2 separate regions of the Homo sapiens genome follow, and region 1 is linked to region 2. The links are chromatin contacts, found by Hi-C or POLR2A ChIA-PET in ENCODE. All regions are on one chromosome and are shown on one strand. Each heading gives the region's core, a stretch centred on a gene start or an enhancer-like site at or near the end of the contact. The rest is flanking DNA. Distances are from core to core; before and after follow the strand shown.

Region 1 (2,741 bases), core at 104-2,603, 640 kb before region 2:
AAGTGCTGGGATTACAGGCGTGAGCCAGTGTGCCCGGCCAGTTGAATATAATCTTAACCAATACACACACAATTTTGATAAATGAGTTCTTTGGGGAGAGGACTGGGATTGGACTGTCATAGGTAGGAAATGTTTGCTTTACCTGTATGTTTCAAGTTTGATGTCAGGAATGTAGTCGTGTACTCTTTTGTAATTAAAAATAAATCTGTTTTATAATAAATAAAAGGAAAAAAGAGGGATGGGAACCTGTAGATTCAAGAAGACCTAAGAAATATATCAACTATAATGGATGATTGGATGCAGGAAAAAAACAAAAAGAAATATATCAACCAATTGCAATGTATGAGTCTTATTTGGATCTTGATTTAAACCCCAAATTTTTTAAATGTACAAGATAATCGGGGAAATTTTAATATTAATCAGATATTCTATATTAAGGAATTATTGTTTTTATGAATGCTAACAATATTGTAGTGATGTATTTAGAGTGTTCTTCTCTTTTAGACTCTAAAACATGGTTTTCGACCTTGTCACAATTGTTATTTTGAGCCATGTAGTTCTTTGTCGTGAGGCGCTGGCCTGTGCATTGCAGAATGTTTCGTAGCAGCCCTGTTTCTACCCTGTCTTCCAGTAGCTAGATGCTGGGTGCACACCCCCTCCCCCCAACGTTGTAAAAACAAAAAAAGGTCTCCACATATTGCCAAATGTCCCCTAGGGGGCAAAACTGTCCTGGGCTGAGAATAACAGCTCTAAAATTTAGAGATACTGACTGGACTATGTATGGGCGAAATGATTCGATGACTGGATTTTGCTTCAAAATAATCCAGGTGATGGGGAGGGAGGGCGGTGGGTAAAATGTTCCATGATGGAAAGTTTAACATACATTTAAAATTTTTTAAAGAGTCCATTCGGACTTCTCTTTACATCAATATGGGGAACTTAATATTCTTAAATAGTCTCTCACTATAAGACAGGAATATACTGGATAAAATGCAACAGATGTTCACCTCCTCGGTCCAAGATCTTGTCTCATGTCTTCCACAAGAGCATTAAAATCCAAGGATCTAAGTTCCAAGTATGACTGGGCAAGGCAAGCCCTCCCTCCCAACCCTCCCCGCCAGGCATTCTCGGTGCTGCACCCCGGGCATACTCAGCTAGGAGCTGCTCCTACGTCTTCTTCAGTTGCTTGGTAACCCTAACTCCTGAGATGTCCTCTCAGCTCTGCCCCCTGGGCCTCCTCCTTTCCCAGTCCCCAAGCTTAAGCTAGAGGGGGTGTGCTTGGAGCCAGATTCATTAGGGCCATGCCTTGCCCATCCCTGCGAGGGCCCAGACCATGAGCCTCCTCCTCACTGTTTGCAGCTGCTCTCTACAGAGCACTGAGCAGCCCACGCTTTCACCAGGCTCACACCTGCGCCCGTGTTCTCCACCAGCTGCTTCACTCCAGGCCGTGCTCGGGACAGCCGGGCCTTTCTAGGGCCCACGCGCCCCTGGGCGTCTCCGCTGAGACCGACTTTCACGCCCACCTGGTCTTCCCCAAGACATGGAGCCTTCAAAGGTTTCATCAGAATTCCCTCAGGATGTGGGTTTTGAGTTGTCATCCGAGCCCATCAGGGGCCAGAGTGTAGGTGGGCCCAGGGGCCTCTGAGCTGGAGGCTAATGGGGCTTGAAAGGCCTCTGAGCGGAGCCAGGAACCCGCCCTCTGGGGGCCTGGGAGCCGGGCTGCGCGCTCAGGTCCCAACACGAGGTCTGAGGCGCTCTCTGCTTGCTTCAGGGGCCGCAGAGGGAGGCTGACCATAGCTGCGACACCCCCTCAGTGCTGGACACCGGGCAGGAAGCCTCTCTTGCACCGACTAGACCAGAAGGGCAGACATTTTCCCGACAAGGAAGGGAAGCAAGATTGAGTAAGATAAGCCCGGTTATTTTTATGCAGACATTGTTCCAACCACAACGACTGTTTTCGAAGGTGGGTGGTATTTGTTTGGTGGAAGGATCTTTGAGGTAAGAGGCAGCAGGGTGCTTCAGCACCACCACTTCCTTTACTTTTCTGAGTGTTCCCTTATCAAGCCACCAGTTTGGGTTCTGCTCCATTTTTCTGTCTGGTAAAGAAGTAGAATGAGGTGAAATCTGGCTACCTACTTCCCCTGGGGGGACGGTCATGGCTGCTGGTGAGTTTCAAGTGATTTGAGAACTGTTGGTATACTTAAGTGAGGAGCTCTTTCCCTCCCCTTCATAGAAATGGAATAATGTGCAGGTTCCTAACGGGACTTAGGAGTCGGAGAGCCCTGGGTTCAAATCCCAGAGCCTCCATATTTTGGTTGTGTGAAAAAAAACAGTAGGCAAGGTAGTCAACATGTCTGTGCCTCACCTTCCCCATACATAAAGCCTACTTTTTCATAAGGTTGTTGTGTGGGTATTAAGTCTCAGTAGATGCCTACTTGAAATATTTGGGGGGACAGCTGTGGCCAGGCGCGGTGGCTTATGCCTGTAATCCCAGCACTTTGAGAGGCCGAGGCAGGAGGATCACCTGAGCCCAGGAGTTTGAGACCATCCTGGGCAACATGGTGAAACCCCATCTCTACGAAAAATACAAAAAATTAGCTGGGTGCAGTGATGTTTGCCTGTGGTTCCAGCTACTCTGAAGGCTGAGGAGGGAGGATCACTTGAGCCCAGAAGACAGAGGTTGCCGTGAGCGCCATGACACTCCAGCCTGGGCAACAGAGTCAGACCCCCATCTCAAAAAA
Region 2 (2,700 bases), core at 156-2,655:
CATTATGGCGCCCTGTATTTGCATATTAAAAGGCTAGGGTGGGAGAGTCAGTTTTTTCAAGGGCTACGTGAATGACATGCCTGGTCAAACCAATCCTCTGAGCCCTATGCAAATCAGATACTGCTTCCTCCAGCCTCTCCATATACCTGGCTGGTTTCTGCGTACTTGGGGTCCCCTCTCTCGCTTTGGAGCCGCCCCCTACCCCCCCCATCTCTGTACAGGGGAGCTGCTGCTTTCTTTCTTTTCCCTTCTTTCTTACCTATTAAACTCTCCAGTCCTTAAAACGACTCCACGTGTGTCCGTGTTATTTTATCTAATTCGACTTGAGACGAAGAACCCTGGTGTTCTTCCACTCATGGAGTTGCATCATTGCTATGGCAAAGTCTGGCTTTCATGCACAGGCTTCCTCTTTTGCCAGCACAAGGGCTGGGAGGGCTTGTAAAACCCCAACAACCTCAATGTTTGTTGCTCATTTAGACCAGAACTTCAAGTCTTAGCTGGGTGGAGTTAGTAAGATCCACAATTACTGATGAAGCTCCTTATCTCCACAAGAGAATCCTGGCTAAAGAGGATGCAGGGTCTCCGGCCAAGCACAGAGACCCCATCCTAGATTTCATTTCTCTGTTGATAAAGTGATCATTAGGATCTGTGAGTTTGGAGAGACACCTTCTTCAGTGAGCCACAATAATTCCTCCTGAAAACTGATCAGTGACATCTTTGCCAGCCAGAAGTACCTTCTGTAAAACTGAGGGAAAGGAGCCCCAAGTAACCCTCAGCTCTTTGAGTCCTCAAAGACCATCCCCCTACAGGACCTTGGCCCCAGATATTTCATATCAGATCAGCTTTTCCTCCCCGCAGGATTCTCTCTAATCATCTCTCACCACCCAAGGCAGTGTCAGCTCAGGCAAAGCAAACTAATTTTAATCTAAGGACAAGTAAAAATATAATTAAGAAGGTAAATCTATTTCCCAAATAGCATACAGTTCTCTGTTGACTATGCATTTTTTAAAGTATCTGTAAAGACAAAAGACATTCATTCATCAATACAGATACAGCTGCTCATTTGTTTGTGGAGTTTGCAATTAAATACAATTGCTTGTTTTTAAGAACCCAGCTTCTGCTGCCCAGTGAGATCTATTTTGGAGGGCAAGAGAGGAAAGAAGAATTCTAACTCAAACAGAGGGAGTTTGCAGAGGGAAACAAAACCCTGCGCAGGCACAGAATTCCTTTTAAATAGGAATGTTCATGAGAAAGACCTAGGATCTAAATTTTCCCCCAGGGTGGGGCTGCTTTTCGCTTGATGTTATCTCAGCACCTTCACTTCACTGATGAGGCCAACAGATCAAGATGAATAAGCTTTCTCAGTTGCCGTGTTATTTAAACCCACAAGCAGGCCCCTGCCCCTTCCTGGAAGGCTGCGGTGTAACACCTTAGCTGTCGCCTGGCGCGCTGCTGTATAAACACACCAGGCTCCAGATCCTTTATTTCAGCAGGTGATTCACAATGAAGGAGCGGGAGGCTGGGTCCCCAGAGCACGGAGTCCTTGCCTGTCCACCCCCCTTTTCTGGAGGGCGGGAAGCTCTTTAGTATGCCCTACTTAGCTCCAAATACAAAGAAGGCCACTCTGTTTCCAAGAAGCCATTCAGTCATAATAGATATGGTTAGAATGATAGCCCAGAGGCTGTGGGTTAGGAAAACACATTTATTAGAGAAGGATCCCGTTCACAATAATTAAGTGACACAAATGAATGCAAGTTAATGAAATCTCAGTGGGATTGAATGTGCTCAATCACGGCCCCCACCCCCTGCCCTGGGCAGCAGTAGTAGAGCATGAAGACTCAGGAAGCACAATGGGACCCCATTCTTTGGTCCTGAAATTCTCCCCATCTCCTCCCAATGCTGATCTGAGAGGTAGACCTCTCAAACTCTCCTGGAAGGTGAATCCTGAAGGAGAGGGGTGCAAGGACCTGGATTGCTGCATTCTGTCCCCTTCTGGCGTGATTCTTGGATGGTCTTTCTACACTTCAGCCTCAGGGTTTGCCAGATCCAGAATCCTCCCCAGGATATTTTGAAGAACACGAAGTGATTTTTAAAAAAGGCATTGAAACGAAAATAAAAAGCACTGAGGATGACTGCAATAATACACAATTTTATCATCCATCCATCCTTCCATCCATCCATTCAACAAAAACTTATTGGATATCTCCCTATATCAGGCACTGGGGTTATAGCAGTCAATGATAATAATAATGATGGTGATGATAACAGCAATAAGAATAATAGAACTAACAGTTGCTCCTGATGTTTTCCAGGCACTGTTCTAAGTGCTTCACCTACATGCCACTCATTCATCCTCACAACAACCCAATACTACCCAGGACAAGTAAACAAGGCACAGACCCTTTTGGGAAAGAGCATGTAGCCCACAGGTGAGGCAAGACCTCTGCAGGGAGAAAGCCAGGAGCTGAGCGCATGTGGGAGCCCTAGCCCTCTGGAAGGCTTTGAAGGCCTCTGGAGGGAGTGGCACCAGCTGAGCTGAGGCAGGAGGAGGAATGGCCTGGAGCCCAGGAGAGTGCTTAGAGGGGACTGCAGAGACCATAGTCCCTCTGGCTGGAGTTTAGGGTAGTGGTAAGAGATGCTGCGGGGTGGAGAAGAGGCTGGGAAAGACTTCCTAAAGGAGGCGACAAGTGACCTAAATGA

Evidence for each region. A loop is a pair of places that touch in the nucleus more often than their neighbours do. ChIA-PET counts read pairs that join two places held with the same protein, here RNA polymerase II (POLR2A). Pooled maps may share reads with other maps.
Region 1: a loop to region 2 is called in a pooled map, with 7 times the contacts of the local background. The contact joins two enhancer-like sites. A Hi-C loop is called at or near these places in 1 of 168 maps with a recorded cell type or tissue (naive thymus-derived CD4-positive, alpha-beta T cell) and 7 of 50 pooled maps. POLR2A ChIA-PET finds 5 or more read pairs at or near these places in 1 of 52 experiments (naive thymus-derived CD8-positive, alpha-beta T cell).

What each region holds. Positions count from the first base shown.
Region 1 is chr14:65,285,943-65,288,683 of GRCh38, forward strand. No RefSeq gene overlaps it. Among named protein-coding and RNA genes, the nearest start is that of MIR4708, 48 kb to the right of the region's middle. RefSeq lists an enhancer at 1,452-1,691. Within about 2 kb of position 1,354, at least 6 of the 41 ENCODE cell types and tissues checked have a DNase peak (open chromatin) inside an H3K27ac peak, as active enhancers do.
Region 2 is chr14:65,926,691-65,929,390 of GRCh38, forward strand. No RefSeq gene overlaps it. Among named protein-coding and RNA genes, the nearest start is that of LINC02290, 180 kb to the right of the region's middle. RefSeq lists an enhancer at 2,308-2,700. Within about 2 kb of position 1,406, at least 4 of the 41 ENCODE cell types and tissues checked have a DNase peak (open chromatin) inside an H3K27ac peak, as active enhancers do.